Regions from separate parts of the Mus musculus genome. Here region 2 is linked to region 1. The links are chromatin loops, found by intact Hi-C in ENCODE. Cell type or tissue: left cerebral cortex. All regions are shown on one strand. Each heading gives the region's core, and the rest is flanking DNA. Links, peaks and the distances in the headings are about the cores only. Region 1 overlaps Gpbp1 (GC-rich promoter binding protein 1). Region 2 overlaps Map3k1 (mitogen-activated protein kinase kinase kinase 1).

What was found. A loop is a pair of places that touch in the nucleus more often than their neighbours do. Peaks named below come from ENCODE experiments on the same cell type or tissue, not always from the same donor. Only the 100,000 strongest peaks of a DNase experiment are listed, where the experiment ranks them.
Region 2: it touches region 1 in a loop (17-fold over the local background); 22 of 42 quality-filtered maps call a loop at or near these places.

The regions. Positions count from the first base shown.
Region 1 is chr13:111,455,080-111,463,417 of GRCm38, reverse strand. The region is part of intron 3 of Gpbp1 (GC-rich promoter binding protein 1); the gene reads left to right. Among named protein-coding and RNA genes, the nearest start is that of Gpbp1, 31 kb to the left of the region's middle. In left cerebral cortex, for the core only: a CTCF peak has its summit at 1,855 (motif pointing left); a DNase peak (open chromatin) is centred at 1,839.
Region 2 is chr13:111,738,688-111,747,025 of GRCm38, reverse strand. Map3k1 (mitogen-activated protein kinase kinase kinase 1) reads left to right here. Exons shown (of 20, transcript NM_011945.3): 20 at 1-598. Among named protein-coding and RNA genes, the nearest start is that of Mier3, 57 kb to the right of the region's middle. In left cerebral cortex, for the core only: a CTCF peak has its summit at 4,600 (motif pointing right); DNase peaks (open chromatin) are centred at 4,599 and 5,682.

The sequences.
Region 1 (8,338 bases), core at 285-8,284:
ATTTTAAAGGTTTATTATATGTAAGTACACTGTAGCTGTCTTAAGACACTCTAGAAGAGGGCATCAGATGGTTGTAAGCCACCATGTGCTTGCTGGGATTTGAATTCTGGACCTCTGTAAGAGCAGTCTGTGCTCTTAACCACTGAGCCATCTCTCCAGCCCCTGAAAAATCATTTCTTAACCCAAGGTCTCAAGCATTTTTTTTTTTTTTTAATCCTGCTGTCTTTGCTTCCCAAGTGCTGGGGTTGATTATAGGTGTGTTCCACCACATCCAAACTAGAATAATTTTAACTGTTTTTGTGCTTATTTCCCAGTGCACAGTTAAAATACAATCTTTTCTCAGAACCCTTATCCACTTTATAGGCAACCCACACCCAAGGCCTATTGGAATTTGTACACATGGGTTTCTTGATTACCCTTCTCTTTTTGTGCCATTTTGTGTGAGGTAATATAAGGCTTATTCTGTTTGTAAAAGTCTTATGACTAACATAAAACATATCGCCAAAAGCTATTTGAAAAGTAAAATTGCCATTAAAGTTTGTACGTCTTATTATTTAAACATTAATAACACAGGGTAAGGGCAGAAAATTGTTACAGTGCAGTAAACTCTTAGTGCTTTTCTAGAATGGGGAGCATCACTAATCTGTAGAGTCATTTATGATGATAGATTTTGATTCTGTTTAAGTTGAGTGTAGTTAACTCCCCATTCCAAACTTGAGGTCTAACCATGCCTGACAAGCACCAAACACTCCGTTGCTGCGCTAGCACTCTTTACTATTTGTTTATTTAAGCTTTTTTAAAAGATAGGATTTTATGTAGCCCATATTGACCTCTGAATCTGTGTGATGGGATATGACCTTTGACCTTTAAACCGTCTTCCTCAAACTTCAAAATTCTGAGATTACATATTTGTGATAGTGCCCACTGCTTTTCATTTTTGGGGACAGAATCTCATCAAGTTGCCCAGCTTAGTTTCAAACATTTTGTGTAGTTCAGCCAGGTATTGAACTTGTATGAGTCTTCTGTTTCAGCTCTCTAGTAGCTGAGCTTCTAATAGGTTCTGGACACCCAAGTTTAGTTCCAGATTTTTCTAACCAAGCAAGAGTAGTCATCAACCTGGAGCCTGTCAAACTGAAGTCTTAGGTAGTGAGCATCTGAGATTTTTTTCTTTTGCACTAAAGCAGTGGTTCTCAACCTTCCTAATGCCTGCAATCCTTTAATGTATGGTGACCCCGAACCATGAAATTATTTTTGTTGCTACTTCATAACTAAAATTTTGCTTTTATGAGTATGTAGATAGTTTTGGAGTTTTGCCAAAGGGGTCATGATGGCCACTTCCCCACAAGTTAAACTACTGCCTTAAAAAGGACAAAATACAAGCTTTTGCTTTTAGTGTTGATAAGCATATATTGTTCTTGTGCCCCCCCCCCCCCCCCCCCTTTGGGGTTTTTTTATTTGTGTTTGAGACAAGGTCTCTGTATCTTTGGCTGCCTCTGCTTGTGACCTCGTTCTTCACTCTAGTGAATTTTTTTAATTACAACCTTACAAGCCTGTAAGCTTTAATTACAAGGGTTTTTTTTTTTAAATATCATCTTATCAATAATCTTAGATTACTGTTTGTCATTAACTGCTTGTTTCTCTACTGGGATTTTCAGTTTTGTTTGTATCATGTCTCTGTTTTTAATCTTGAGTAAGTGGAACAAACATTACTATCATGTTCTTTAGTTCAGTATAATGATAGCCCTCAGTTTTTGTTTGGAATGATGTACAGATTAGATGGATTAAGGGTGATGTTAAAACGGTGGCTTTGTGCCTGAGATATGTAGTATTTTAGCTCCATCATGTGGTCAGAATATAAACTACATGTGCCTGATTATGCCTGTGCCTTAGGTCAGTTTACATAGTGTTTTTGCATATAGATCTAATTAAAACAAGTTTCAGTTTCCTTTTTACTAGTACATACTTTCATGGTTGTTCTCTGTAAGCAGTTGCTTTAAATTCTTTCTGAGTGTTAATATTTTTTCCCAAATTTTATCTTATATGTATGAGTATACATGAGTCTGCAAGTATGTTTGTGTACCATGCATATACCTGGTGTCCACAGAAGCAAGCACCTTCATCCATTTAGCCCACCTGTATCTGGCCTGCAGTAAAAGTAACCTTTCAGTAAGGTGTAGTGGCATTTACCTTTTAATTTCAGCAGTTAGGAGGTAGAGGCAGGTAAATCTCTTGAGTTTGAGGTCTGTATGGTCTGTATACCAAATTCTGCTCCAGGCCAGCTTGGGATATATGATGAGACCATGTTAAACAATAATATAAACCAAAGCATTTTGAGCTGGGGAGATGCTCTAGGTAAAAAGGCTTGCTGTGGAGTATGACAACCTGATTTTCATCTTGGAAAATCCGGTCTGTACCTTTTTAATTCCAGCCCTGTGGGGAGAATGAGACAAGTAGCCGGGTCCCTGGGAACTCCTGAGTCAGCCAAGCCTAATTGGTGAGTTCCAGGTCAGTGAGGGACCCCACCTCATCTGTTACCTTTAATATAGAAGAGATAAGCAATCCCATGAACAGGTTACTAACTTTCATAGTAGGAACTGTTAGAAAAAGAAGATCCCAGGAGTGCATTGTTAAAAGGGTAGATGAACTAGAGTTGTACCTTGCTGGCTGGCCCTTTGTATAGTGTGCTCAAGGGCCGTAGGTTCAGTCTCCTGCATTGGAAGAAGAAAGCAAGAAAGGAGGGCAAAAGGCATGTTGGCTGTAGAAAATTTAAAACAAAACACATTATGATGAAATTCTACTAGAGTGAAAAACTGCATATTTTTAGTATTATATGGCTATCAAGAGTATCATTACCACTTTGAAATTTTATTTACTTTAAAATACAAGATCTTTGTGTATCTTTGAGTGGCTTCAAATGTACTTAGTAGCCCAGCTTGGTTTGCATCTAAAGCTGACTTCAAATTTACAGTCTTCCTGTCTTAACCTTTTCCTATAGTTCATTACACTGGGTCAGCCTGGTTATTTGTTCTTTCATGACCACAGTTAAAATGCAGTGGTTATAGTAAGACTATTTTAACACTTAACTGTGTGTCTAAGTAGGCTTGTATTGAAATACCTTTTAATTGCATTTTAGTAGGATAAGGGAATCCCAAAATTCAGACTGGTAGTTTAGTTAATTGAAGTATCTTTGTGGGATATAATGTACTATGTAACTTTTTTTGTGTGTTTATATAATTTTTATTGAGGTACAGTAGTGTTCAGAGAAAATAGAGGAAACCATTTTTGTATTTGGAAACAGTCTAGCTAGCCTCAAAGTCTAGCTGAGAGATGACTTTTACTTTTTTTCTGGCCTTCTTCTCTCCACTTCCTGTGTGCTGGGAGTTAAAGTGTGCTTTACTGTGTCCATTTTTGGCATTCTAGGGATCAAGTCTGGTGATAAGCACTCTACCCACTGAGCTGTATTCCCAGTTCCTAATTCTAGGAATTAAAAAATTCTTTTTCATTAATGACTTATTTGTTCTTTAGTCTTTAAGAGTTGCATTGTGTCCTACAATATGGTCTGTTTTAGAAAACAGTTCTTGGAGTGCTGAAAGACAATTTTTCAATGTTGAGGTCTAATGTTCTATAGAGACTCATTTGCAAGTAGGGCTACGGGTTGGGAGAAGAGAGATAATTTCCCCTAAAGTATTAGAACCTCATAAGTTCCTGTAGATAACTCATTTTACTCATTTAAGACTGCCCCCCACCCCTTTTTTTGGCCAGGCTGTGGTTGAGCATGCCTTTAATCCTATTTCTTGTAAGGCAGTTCCAGGACAGCCTGGTCTACAGAGCAAGTTCCTGGACATCCAGGGCTAAGTCTGTCTCAAAGGAGAAAAAATTGTCCTTTTGGTGGGGTGGTTCTGGAGTTTGAGGCCATGATCCTGTACATGCTAAGAAAGTAATGTCATACCCAGTCCTGTTTTAATGTCATGAAAAATACTATACAGAGGTTTTAATGAAATATTTAAGCATACAATCACCTACAAGGTCATATCCTAAACATTTTGCCTCATTTGTATTACTTTTGGAAATAGAGCATACTTATATATTCAACATGTCCTTACTATTTACTTCTTCACAATCTACTTCCTACCTTGTTGGGAATACTAGGCTTATGTTTCTGTGACTTATCTGTTTATGTGTTGTATTTTTTCTGAGTTACTTACTATGGGTTGGAGTTTTCTTTAGTGTCTTTAAAAAAAAAGATTTATTTATTTATATATAAATACACTGTAGCTGTCTTCAGACACTCCAGAAGAGGGCATCAAATCTCATCATGGGTGATTGTGAGCCACCATGTGGTTGCTGGGATTTGAATTCAGGACCTTCGGAAGAGCAGTCAGTGCTCTTAACCACTGAGCCATCTCTCCAGCCCTTTTAGTGTGTTTTAAGTTAAATTATTTTTCATTCTTTACAAATCTCTCTAGATATAGTACCTTAGTGTATTTTAAGTAGTTTTTCTTTTAAAGATTTATTTATTTATTATATGTAAGTACACTGTAGATATCTTCAGACACTCCAGAAGAGGGAGTCAGATCTCATTATGGATGGTTGTGAGCCACCATGTGGTTGCTGGGATTAGAACTCAGGACCTTCGGAAGAGCAGTTGATGCTCTTAACCACTGAGCCACCCCTACAGCCCAAGTTTTTTTTTTTTTTTTTTAAGGTTTTAGTAGTAATAATGTATCTCATGTTAGTCTTCTATCTAGCATTCTTGCTTAATCCATACTTTGTGGGTATTGCTGGTGTTGGTATTGTTTTTTCTTCTTTATTGTGACTGGATATTGAATCCAGGGCCTATCAAATGCAAGTGCTCTACCACTAGTAACCCTATGCCCTAGTCCATCTTGAATTTTTTTTTTTTAAAGATTTTTTTAAAAATTTATTTATTACATGTAAGTATGTAAGTACACTGTAGCTATCCTCAGATACTCCAGAAGAGGGAGTCAGATCTCATTACGGATGGTTGTAAGCCACCATGTGGTTGCTGGGATTTGAACTTCGGGCTTTCGGAAGAGCAGTCGGGTGCTCTTACCCACTGAGCCATCTCACCAGCCCCATCTTGAATTTTTTATATAGGCAATCATTTTTGAATACTAACTTTTTGTGTCTTTTTACAGTTTTGTTTCTTATTTGTATTTTACTGCACTGGCAATTTTTCAGGAGACTTTGAAAAGTCTTGCATTGTATCTTTTTTTTGCAAGCAAATAAACATATATTCTACTGTTTTGGGATGTTAGGTAGGAGACAAGTATATGACTAGTGACTTAGCAAACAGTAAAACTGAAACAGGCACTGGTTTGTCTTGCTTCCTGAGGTCTTTGGAGGTTTACAACAGGAAGGAGGGGCCTAGGAAGGTACTTCCTTTGCATCTAGTCTATAGAATCATCTACATTTATGGTAAACCTGTTTTTGCCAGGTGGTGATAGTCAACACTTTGAATCCCAGTACTTTGTGGGTAGAGACAAGCAGTTCTCTGTGAGTTTGAGGCCAGCCTGGTCTACAAAGCCAGTTCAGGACAGCCAGGGATACATAGAGGAAACCCTGTGAGCTAAAGGGATCTGCAACCCTATAGGTGGAACAACATCATGAACTAACCAGTACCGCGGAGCTCTTGACTCTAGCTGCATATGTATCAAAAGATGGCCTACTCGGCCATCACTGAAAAGAGAGGCCCATTGGACACGCAAACTTTATATGCCCCAGTACAGGGGAACGCCAGGGCCAAAAAGGGGGAGTGGGTGGGTAGGGGAGTGGGGGTGGGTGGGTATGGGGGACTTTTGGTATAGCATTGGAAATGTAAATGAGCTAAATACCTAATAAAAAATGGAAAAAAAAAAAAGAAAACCAAAAAAAAAAAAAAAAAAACCAAAAACTCCAAACATAAAACCTTACTCTTTGTTTCAGAGGAGGTTGCTATTTGATGTTCATTCATGCAAGCATGACTGTAAGAGATGGTCCATGGGAAAAGTAATAGTGGTATTGGTATTAAAAAAAAATTGGATGGGGGATGCACAGGATGGGTACATAGTAGATTTCCTCTCCCAACTACCTACTTATCAGTCCTTACACACTCTTTGCTGAACCTGACTTTTCATGTGATGTTTTAGTTTTGTCAAATACTGATCAATGGCTGGAACCATTTAATTTGTCTGGTACAACATGTAATTATTATTCCTAGCAGCTCAGGAGGTGGCCAGAATTCACCAAGCTGTGGAAAAGTGCTGGATGATGGAGCTGTGTAGGTGATATACTTTCTTTTTCTGGACAGACAAGATAGGCAGCTTAAAGTAACCTAATATTAGGTGTTACTGTTGCACAATATAACCAAACCCAAAAGTTGGATCTAGACAAGCCTATGGAGGGAAGCTAGAGAGAGAAGGGTTAAGAGATTGATTCCAGACCGGGCAGTGGTGGCATATGCCTGTAATCCCAGCAGTTGGGAGTCAGAAGCAGGTCGATTGAGGCCAGCCTGGTTTCTACAGAGTGAGTTCCAGGACAGCCAGGACTGTTGGGAGAGGAAATCTACCATGTACCCACCCTGTACACAGAGAAACCCTGTCTTGGAAAAAAAAAAAAGAAAGAAAAGAAAAAAGATTAATTCCAACATGCAAATACTGTACTTAATGAACATTTGTCACTCCAGTTTTGAGGTTGTTTTGTTAATGATAGGTTAAGTGTCCAATAGGTTTTTCTTCTGTTTAGAATGGGCTCTGGTATAAAATGATTAAGACCTTGTATTTTGGTGTACACTCAGCAAAGAGTGTACAGACTCTTTGGACCCATGGTAGATTGACCCTCACAATAACTGTGACAAATAGCACATAGCTAAATGTAACTGGTGATGTTAAATGTCAAGTGGACAAGCAGTACCAGCTCCTCTTTTCATCCATGCCAGATTTTTAGTTAAGGTGCTTTTAAACAGTCACAAGTAGGTAATCTTGAGCTTGATAAAATGCTTTTTTCCTCCTTTCACAGAGATGATATCCTGCCCTGCTCCCCACCCCCACCCTTCAGCAGCTATTTGAGGGGCAAGGCTCAGCACTCCAGGGGCAGAGGGGCAGGGGTGGGGAAAGGGGCAAGGAGTTTCAGGCCAGCCTGGTTGAGTTCTGGGACATCCAGAGCTACATAATAGACTGTTTTAAAGCAAAGGACCTAACTAAAATGTTGAATATAACTGAGTTTGGTGTACAACTGTTATCTGAAGGATAAGACAAGGCATAGGGATTTCCAGGAGATTCAGGCCAGCGTGGACAATAGAGCATGACTCTGAAGCATGGCTCTTGTAAGGAGTGGAGTATTGCTGAATGCTGCCTTCCATGCATGGCATGGCTGTTCACTCTTGATTTCATAGCAATTGTGAAACACAAGATTTTGCCTGCTCTCCTGGTGTTAGGAATGGGAGGGACTAAACAAATTCTCTCTCACCCCTTCCCTAGAATGTATAGGTAGCCAGTGGTTGCTGATAGAGCAAACATTTTCTTCACTGATGTAGCACTGTTAAGATGCCCATGCTGCTGTAAAAAGCCACCACTCTTGCTCATAAGAAGCTAAGAAACCTTAATGAAATGCATTGGGTCACCAGAAAAATGACAGAAAAAGGTAGAAAGGGGGATTAGCAGGAGTAGGAGACGAGAGAGATGGGCATAAGTACGATCAAAATGTAAGTGCCAATAGCTCTGTGTATCCAATAGCATTGAATAGGTTTTTTTTTTGAGACAGGGTCTTTCTTTCTGTAGCCACTACTGTCTAGCACTCAGATCCCTCTGCCTTGCTCTAGTACTGGGATTACAGGCCTATACTGTGTTATTTATAGGTTTTTTTCCCTTTCTCTCTCTCTCTCTCTCTCTCTCTCTCTCTCTCTCTCTCTCTCTCTCTCTCAATGTCTGGCTTTATATGTCTGTGTGAGGGTGTCAGATTTTGGAATTACAGACAGCTTTTGAGCTGCCATGTGGGTACTGAGGATTGAACCTAGGTTCTCTGGTAAAGCACTCAATGTCCTTCCTTATTCCCCAAGCTATCTCTCTCTCCAACCTCTATTATAGGCATTGATATATAATGTCAGATAATTTTTGTTGGAAAGTCATGATAGAGGATTTTATTGATGATTGTTAAGTGTTCTGGTGGTTTTTATTTTCACTTTGCTTTAGTAGTATATTAAGGGTATATTAAGGAAATTGAGTAGTTCTGTATTTATTTAAAGATAGTACATAAGGATTGGGATGTAGCTCAGTTGGTAGATAGAGTACTTGCTTAGCATTCATGATGTTCTGGTTCAGTTCCCAGTACCAGATAGACA
Region 2 (8,338 bases), core at 334-8,333, 280 kb before region 1:
CTAATCAGTATTACCATGTAGATCAACATGCCCGCCACATTTCAAACTCAGACTGTCCCCAGATGTCAAGATCCACTGTGTTTGAGTTTGTTTGCAGTTCCCTCAGCTTGCTGGTAATTGTGGTGTTTTGTTTTCGATGCAAATGTGATGTAATATTCTTATTTTCTTTGGATCAAAGCTGGACTGAAAATTGTACTGTGTAATTATTTTTGTGTTTTTAATGTTATTTGGTACTCGAATTGTAAATAACGTCTACTGCTGTTTATTCCAGTTTCTACTACCTCAGGTGTCCTATAGATTTTTCTTCTACCAAAGTTCACTCTCAGAATGAAATTCTACGTGCTGTGTGACTATGACTCCTAAGACTTCCAGGGCTTAAGGGCTAACTCCTATTAGCACCTTACTATGTAAGCAAATGCTACAAAAAAAAAAAAAACTCTGGGTTAAAAAAATTTGGCTTAAATGTATCCTTTGTTATTTTAAATATATCAAGATATTTTAATTAAAATTTTTACCCCTTTGAACCAATTTTATAGTATTTGTACCTATTTTGGTGTTTTGTCTTTATAGTAAATAAAAGTTTTTGAACAAAAGTTAACTGGTATTTTGGCTTTTTTTTTTTTTTTAATGGAATCTCATACTAATAGAAAGGTTCCAATCACAAAAGAACTCACACAATATGTACTCACTGATAAGTGGATATTAGCCCAGAAACTTGGGATACCCAAGATATAAGATACAATTTGCTAACCGCAGGAAACTCAAGAAGAAGACCAAAGTGTGAACACTTTCCCTTCTTAGAATTGGGAATTGTTCCCTTCTTAGAATTGGGAACAAAACGCCCATGGAAGGAGTTACAGAGACAAAGTTTGGAGCTGAGACAAAAGGATGGACCATCTAGAGACTGCCATATCCGGGGATCCATCCCATAATCAGCTTCCAAACGCTGACACCATTGCATATACTAGCAAGATTTTGCTGAAAGGACCCAGATATAGCTGTCTCTTGTGAGACTATGCCGGGGCCTAGCAAACACAGAAGTATCCACTTTCACAGTCAGCTATTGGATGGATCACAGGGCCCCCAATGGAGGAGCTAGAGAAAGTACCCAAGGAGCTAAAGGGATCTGCAACCCTATAGGTGGAACAACATTATGAACTAACCAGTACCCCGGAGCTCTTGACTCTAGCTACATATGTATCAGAAGATGGCCTAGTCGGCCATCACTGGAAAGAGAAGCCCATTGGACTTGCAAACTTTATATGCCCCAGTACAGGGGAACGCCAGGGCCAAAAAGGGGGGGTGGGGGGGTAGGGGAATGGGGAGGAGGGTATGGGGGACTTTTGGGATAGCATTGGAAATGTAAATGAGGAAAATGCCTAATAAAAAAAATAAAATAAAATAAAATAAAGGTTCTGAAAGCACTGCCTTTCACCCTGGTGACTCCTCGGCTGCCTGCTCACACCCTTCATACCCACAGGTGGATTATGGGAGCCTCTCAGTCTGAGAGTGGTGCTTCCTCGGCAGGCTGGGAACATGCAGGTGGGCCAAATGCTCCAGGCAGTGCCCTGCTTTTGGCACATGATGGTAGAAGGGATGTGCACCACCCGTGTGTTCCTGTGCTGCCGAGACGAGGGGCCCCTGATAGGCAACAGACCACATAAATCCCATCTGTCATCCGGTTTAGCTGTGTGCTCTTAGCTCTGCGTTATCCTCATACTTACCAAATGATGATTTTTTTTTCCTTAGCATGTGTCAACTGGTACTTTGCTATTAGGGAGGTTAAATTAATGGGATACCATGTGACTTTTGATACATGCGTACACTTAACTTTAAATGCTACAGTCCATTAAAGGAATCCGTGCTCTTTGGGAAAAATGGCTGCTCCAAGGATCACGCAAGACAGATACACAAGATGGAGCTAAATGTATGACATATTCAAAGAATAACAGTGGCTTGCTGTGACAGGCAAGCCATTTATTTATCATATAATGTCCTTTATTTGCTGAAGATCCGTGATGGAAGGTCAGTTTCTGAGGCTTAGCATCTGTCCTGACTCTCATTCTAGCAAAGGTTCTGTATAACAGCCAATAGAGTGAATACGTATTACAAGGGTGTTTAGTAGATTGGCTTACCATTACAACACTAGGTGATCAACAAGAGCTGTCTGCATTCCAGACGCTGAGTCACTGGTAAACTGCTCAGCCCAGGAGCCTGGACACCTCAGCAGCACCGGCTGGCACTGAAGGGCTGGAAGATTTCTGGGAAGATGTGTATCTTTTAACTATGTAGGAAAGCTGAAGAGCCTGGGTTCTGATAGCACCATCTCAGGTCACCAGCAACAAGTGAAGGCAAGCAAGCAAACAACAGTTGTTCCTCTGGTCCTCCTTACATCTGGTTTGCCGCTCATGGAAGGGTGCTTCCCAGTGAGTGCATCCAGGCACTGCTGTTTGGCAGCATCAGAAAGATCTCTTGCCATCAGACACACGGACCAGGACATCCTGCCTCGCTCATACTCTGGACTCATCCTACTTACTGTTTAAAGCTGCTCACTTTCTATGTTATGATTGCTTTCCTATGTGTATGTGTGTGCCTGTGGAGGCCAGAAGAAGGCATATCTATAACTGCAGTTGTAGATAAGTTGTAAGCTTCCATGTGGGTACTAGGAACTGAACCCCAGTTTTCTGCAAGAACAACTAGTACTCTTAACTGCTGAGTCACCTCTTCAGCCCATAAACTACTTTTAAAAAAAAGATTTATTTATTTTATACATATGAGTATACTGTCACTGTCTTCAGACACACCAGAAGAAGGCATCAGATCCCATTACAGATGGTTGTGAGCCACCATGTGGTTGCTGGAAATTGAACTCGGGACCTCTGGAAGAGCAGTCAGTGCTCTTAACCACTCAGCCATCTCTCTAGCCCCCAACCCATAGACTCTTAATTTACCTGGGAAATCATGTCTACCCAGGCCAAATAATCCTCTTCTGTTAATGTCTTAGTATCCCATGTATGAGTCACCAGTCTCTTATTCTATAGGGCTGTGGGGTTGTCACTGTAGAGACAGTATCACCCTAGTTTCTATGGCTAAAACAGACTCAAGTCAGTTGAACTGGTCAGCAGTGGAGAAGAGGGGCACTGTCATATCAGTGTCTCCAAAGGCTGTGTAGGGTACTATTTGAGAGAACAACTATTGTTTAGGACTGAGGGAACAACAACCAGGAACTACCATAAGTCAAGGAACCTGGGAACAACTTGATACAGCCCAAGGTGGAAGACAGACAACGGGAAGCAACCATGGACAGAGAAAGAGTTAAACTCCAAAATATATATATATTAAAAAAAAAGTGTCATGAGGCTCAATTCAGGCCATGAAGGGTACAGTGATTGTGGCTTCAGCTTCTGAGGAGCGGAGCCCATCACCTGAGGACAGCTGCACCATCTGACCACCTTGACGCTGAGGTCAGTAGATACATCAAGCATTTGGACAATTCTGAACATCCAATGGAATATTTCACCCACACTTGACCCAACACACACACAGAGAGAGAGAGAGAGAGAGAGAGAGAGAGAGAGAGAGAGAGAGAGAGAGAGAGAGAGAGAGAGAGAGAGAACACGAAGGAAGCACACAGGAAGGATAGAGCAGCGGTTCTCAACCTCCCTAATGCTGTGACCCTTTAATCCAGTTCCTCATGTTGTGGTGAGCCCCAACCATGGAATTATTTTTTGTGGCTACTTCATAACTGTAATTTTGCTACTGTTATAAATCATAGCGTAAATATCTGTTTTCCAAAGATCACAGGTAACCCCTGTGAAAGGGTCTTTTGACACGTACCAAAGGGGTGTAACCCACAGATTGAAAACAACTGGGTTAGAGGAATAAAGAGAAATGAGGGGAACGAAGTATTAATAAAACAATTATACTAAAAGGAAGGAAGGGAGAGAAAGAGAGAGAGAGAAGGAAGGAAGGAAGGAAGGAAGGAAGGAAGGAAGGAAGGAAGGAAGGAAGCAAGCAAGCAAGCAAGCGAGCAAACGTAGGCGATGATGCACTGGGTAAGGCACTTGCTGTACAAGGCGTGGGGATACGAGTTTTAATCCTTAGAACTCAAAGCCAGACACAGCAGCACAGGTCTGTAAATCCAGCAATCTTACGGAGAATGGGAGGAAGAGCAGCCCCAGAGCTACAGGACCGCTGGTGAACACAGCAGCAAATAGTGAGAGGCTGTCTCAAACAAAACTAACGGTGAGGACTGATACTCGAGGCTGTCCTCTGAACCCTACAATTGTACACACACGCAGGGGGTAAGGGGAGGGGTGGGGGAGGATGCCAGATGAGGAGTAAACTTTATATACTGCGGGTGTGAATACAATGAGAAATTTTCAAAGTAAAAAAAAAAAAAATTAGAAAAATATTTTGAAGTCTAAAGAGTCTTTGGTTTGACTAGACTTTTTTTTTAAGTACTTTCATTTTTTTACTTTAAATAGATAAATAAATCTTTATCTTCCCTTGCTGCTGAGGGCCTGCATTCCCCTGTACTTAGAAAGAAAAAAAAAAAAAAAATCCTTTGACCATAATCCATGTCCAGCAGAGGGCAGCAGAGTAAAACTGATTTAAAGGGTTTCTTGGTGTGTTAACTTTGCTGAGAAATCTTAGTTTGTTATTCTCCACTCAAAACTACAGCATAAACCCTGGTGATTTCCTCAGAAAGCTGGAAAAAATACACACAACAAAATCACCAATAGTCCCATTTTTACAAACGAGAATCTAGATTTGGTATTTACCTTCTTCCTAAAATGACATGCCTACATGGTAACCTGCTGCCGAGGAAAAGCCAAGTCCAGACACTTGCTGCCTTCCTGCAGGGGCACCGGGTCTCAAACCCACTTTACTCCTGGCTGCCAATCACCCACCCATCCATCCATCCGTGCCAGCCGCCAATCATTGTCCTTTGAGTTCTGGAGATTCCTCCTCACCTCAGCTCTGCTTACAAACCCTGATGTCTGCCCACCGCTTTAGTGCAATGGGCTCACTCCACCTAAAACTTTATTCTCCACTATTGCCAAAAACAAAAGTCTGCTTTTCTCCCCTTCCTCTCACTCTGTGAACCCTCTGTGCTCTAGTCCCACCCCTGCACCTTGCTGAAGACAGTGACTCTCCACCTCGTTCCCCCTCAGAGTATCTAAGAACTACTGCCACCCTTCAGTGGACAATTAAGGCTGCTACACCTCCTGTGTTCTACACAGTTCTATGAGCACCATGCATGCTACAGTTTTACTAGATGTGTGTGGTTGTTATAATTTTGTCCTGGCAGAGGGCAGTAATGTCGCCGAAGGACAAAGTGGCTTTTGCTAATTTGCATGAAAACTAGCAAGAAACCACTTTTCTCATTTTTGTAGCTGGTCTTGGCTTCTTTGTGGGTTCTCCTTTTTCCTACTCTTTACCCCTCCCTCAAACCCCAGTTTCACCACCTAAGACTAGATCGGAGAGAAACAAAGATAGAGGGAAAAGAGACAGAAGGACAGAGAGACCCCTGAATTTAATGTCTTCCTATTATTTCTTCTTTGACCACAGCTACTAACCACAACCAACTTCCCTAAGCCACTGATGTCCATACACCACGCCTCTCAGGGCCTCTGAAAAGTTCCCAGAATTCCACACTTGACACAATTACAGAAATAATCTGCAGCTGGCAAAGCCAGGTTTCTGCATGAGGCAAATCATAGAAGCTGCTGTGGATAGTCCAGGCAGCCCCACATCCCTACCTCTGGGATTAAAACAAAAGCACGTTCTTGTATTTCTCTGCTTTTAAAGAAACCGAAATTCCTCAGTTCTCGGAAATATCACAGTTCCCTCCTTCTGTTTTAAGCTGTGGTGGTTTGAATATGCCCAGTGGCACTGTTAGGAGATGTGGCCTTGTTGGAGAAAGTGTGTCACTGCAAGGGGTGGGCGATGTGAACCTCCTCCTTACCACGTGGGAGCCAGTTTTCTCCTAGTGGCCTTCAGATGAAGATGTAGAGCCCCCATCTCCTCCTGCATCACATGCCTGCCTGGATGCTGCCATGCTCCTGCCTTGATGATAATGGACTGAACTTCTGAATCTGTAAGCCAGACCCAATTAAATGTTGCCTTGGTCATGGTGTCTCTTCACAGCAATGGAAACCCTAACTAAGAGAGAAGTCACTAATTGTGCTGTGTGTAGTGAAAAATTATAAAGAGACATTTTCAAAGAACCAAGTGTTTTTCAAGTCAGTGGCCAAGGTTTTCAGGAGACATCTCCTGCTCAATTATAATATTTAAAACCTTTTATTTCCTGTGGAAATATAAACAAATCTGCATCCCCAACACAGAATGTTTGCTGGCTTCTACTCTGACGTTAACACATCCTCATAGTATGTATGGCGATCTAATTCCAGGGTGTTTTCTATAACCCAGTCTCTTTTTCTCATTAACATCCATTTGTTTTGTTTTGTTTTGATTTGTTTTGTTTTGTTTTGTTTTGTTTTTCGAGACAGGGTTTCTCTGTGTAGCCCTGGCTGTCCTGGAACTCACTTTGTAGACCAGGCTGGCCTCGAACTCAGAAATCGACCTGCTTCTGCCTCCCAAGTGCTGGGATTACAAGCGTGCACCACCACTGCCCGGCTCAACATCCAGAAAACTTAAAGTTAGTAGAGCACTATTCTATCTCTGAGGTTTTTATTTTTCCTATCTGCTTTATAGCATTTCCTTTAAGGTGTAATTAAATCTTTCTTTTTTTAATTAAAGATTTATTTATTATTATACATAAGTACACTGTATCTGACTTCAGATGCACCAGAAGGGGGCATCAGATCTCATTATGGGTGGTTGTGAGCCACCATGTGGTTGTGGGATTTGAACTCAGGACCTTTGGAAGAGCAGTCAGTGCTCTTACCTGCTGAGCCATCCTGTCAGTCCTAATTAAATCTTTCTACAACCACTTGTCCTGGATTTGGACAATTGGCACAGCCTAGAATTGTTTTTTGTTTGTTTGTTTGTTTTGTTTTTGTTTTTTCCGAGACAGGGTTTCTCTGTGTAGCCCTGGCTGTCCTGGAACTCACTCTGTAGACCAGGCTGGCCTCAAACTCAGAAACCCGCCTGCCTTTGCCTCCTGAGTGCTGGGATTAAAGGTGTGTGCCACCACGCCTGGCTGACCTAGAATTGTTTTTGATGACCTGTATCTATGCCTTCCCCCAGAATGGTAGATGTACCATTTCACCCCTTCTTACCTGGGGTTGCAGGAATATTAATCAGAGTATCCCACTGTTGTAAAAGGTCCCTTCCCCATAAATTTATGGATATATCAGTCACATAAAGCCTTAACTTTGATTTTTGGCCTTTAGGTGCCACACAGTATTTATTATTTACTTATTTATTTATTTTATGTATATAAGTACACTGTAGTTGCCTTCAGACACACCAGAAAAGGGCATCAGCTCCCATTACAGATGGTTGTGAGCCCCTATGTGGTTGCTGGGAATTGAACTCAGGACCTCTGGAAGAGCTCGTAACCACTGAGCCATCTCTCCAGCACAAGTCCCACACGTTTAATTCATCACACACTTTGTTTTTTTAGGATACCTTTCCAATTCCTAGGAACGGGGCATAAACTTTTTGAAGTGGTCATTCTAAATTCCAAGATTTTTGTAAAATGATAGTTACATCAGCTCCTGTATCTATCAAACCTTCTATTTCAATACCATTTACTTGCAGTTTTAATGATCACATTAGCCAGAACACATGTTTTCCAGTACTTCCAGACCCTCCTGTCCTTTCTACTGGAGTGGCTTTGCCTGTGATGTAGGGAAACAGCAGCAGCTGAGCAAGCCTGTCACCTGTATTAAATTGCATCTCTTTTTTACATAGGCCATCATTTTAATTTCCCCTTAGACTGCTTCATCTATAATTCCTAGATGCACAGTGAATGCCTGGGAACTCAATCCGCTTCTTCCCAAGATCATTCCTACTGTCCCTGAGTCTGAAGACAGCTACAGTGTAATCATATCCATAAAATAATAAAATAATTAAAGAAAGAAAGAGAGAAAAAAGAGGAGGAGAGAAAAGAAGAGAAAAGAAAAAAAAAAAAGAGAAGAAAAGAAAAAAGAAAAGAAGAAACATTGCCCCTAGAAATGGCTCATTCACTTTTCTGGGCACAAAATACCGTATTTCTCACAGTTAAGGCACTGGGTGTTTTGAGATTTGAGGCTTTTGGTTTGATCACAGTCTCTTGCAGATAACCATATTTCCCACAATTGAAGCACCAGGCATTTTGATATCAGAGACCTCTATTGTTGGACATATTATATTAGCATGGTATATG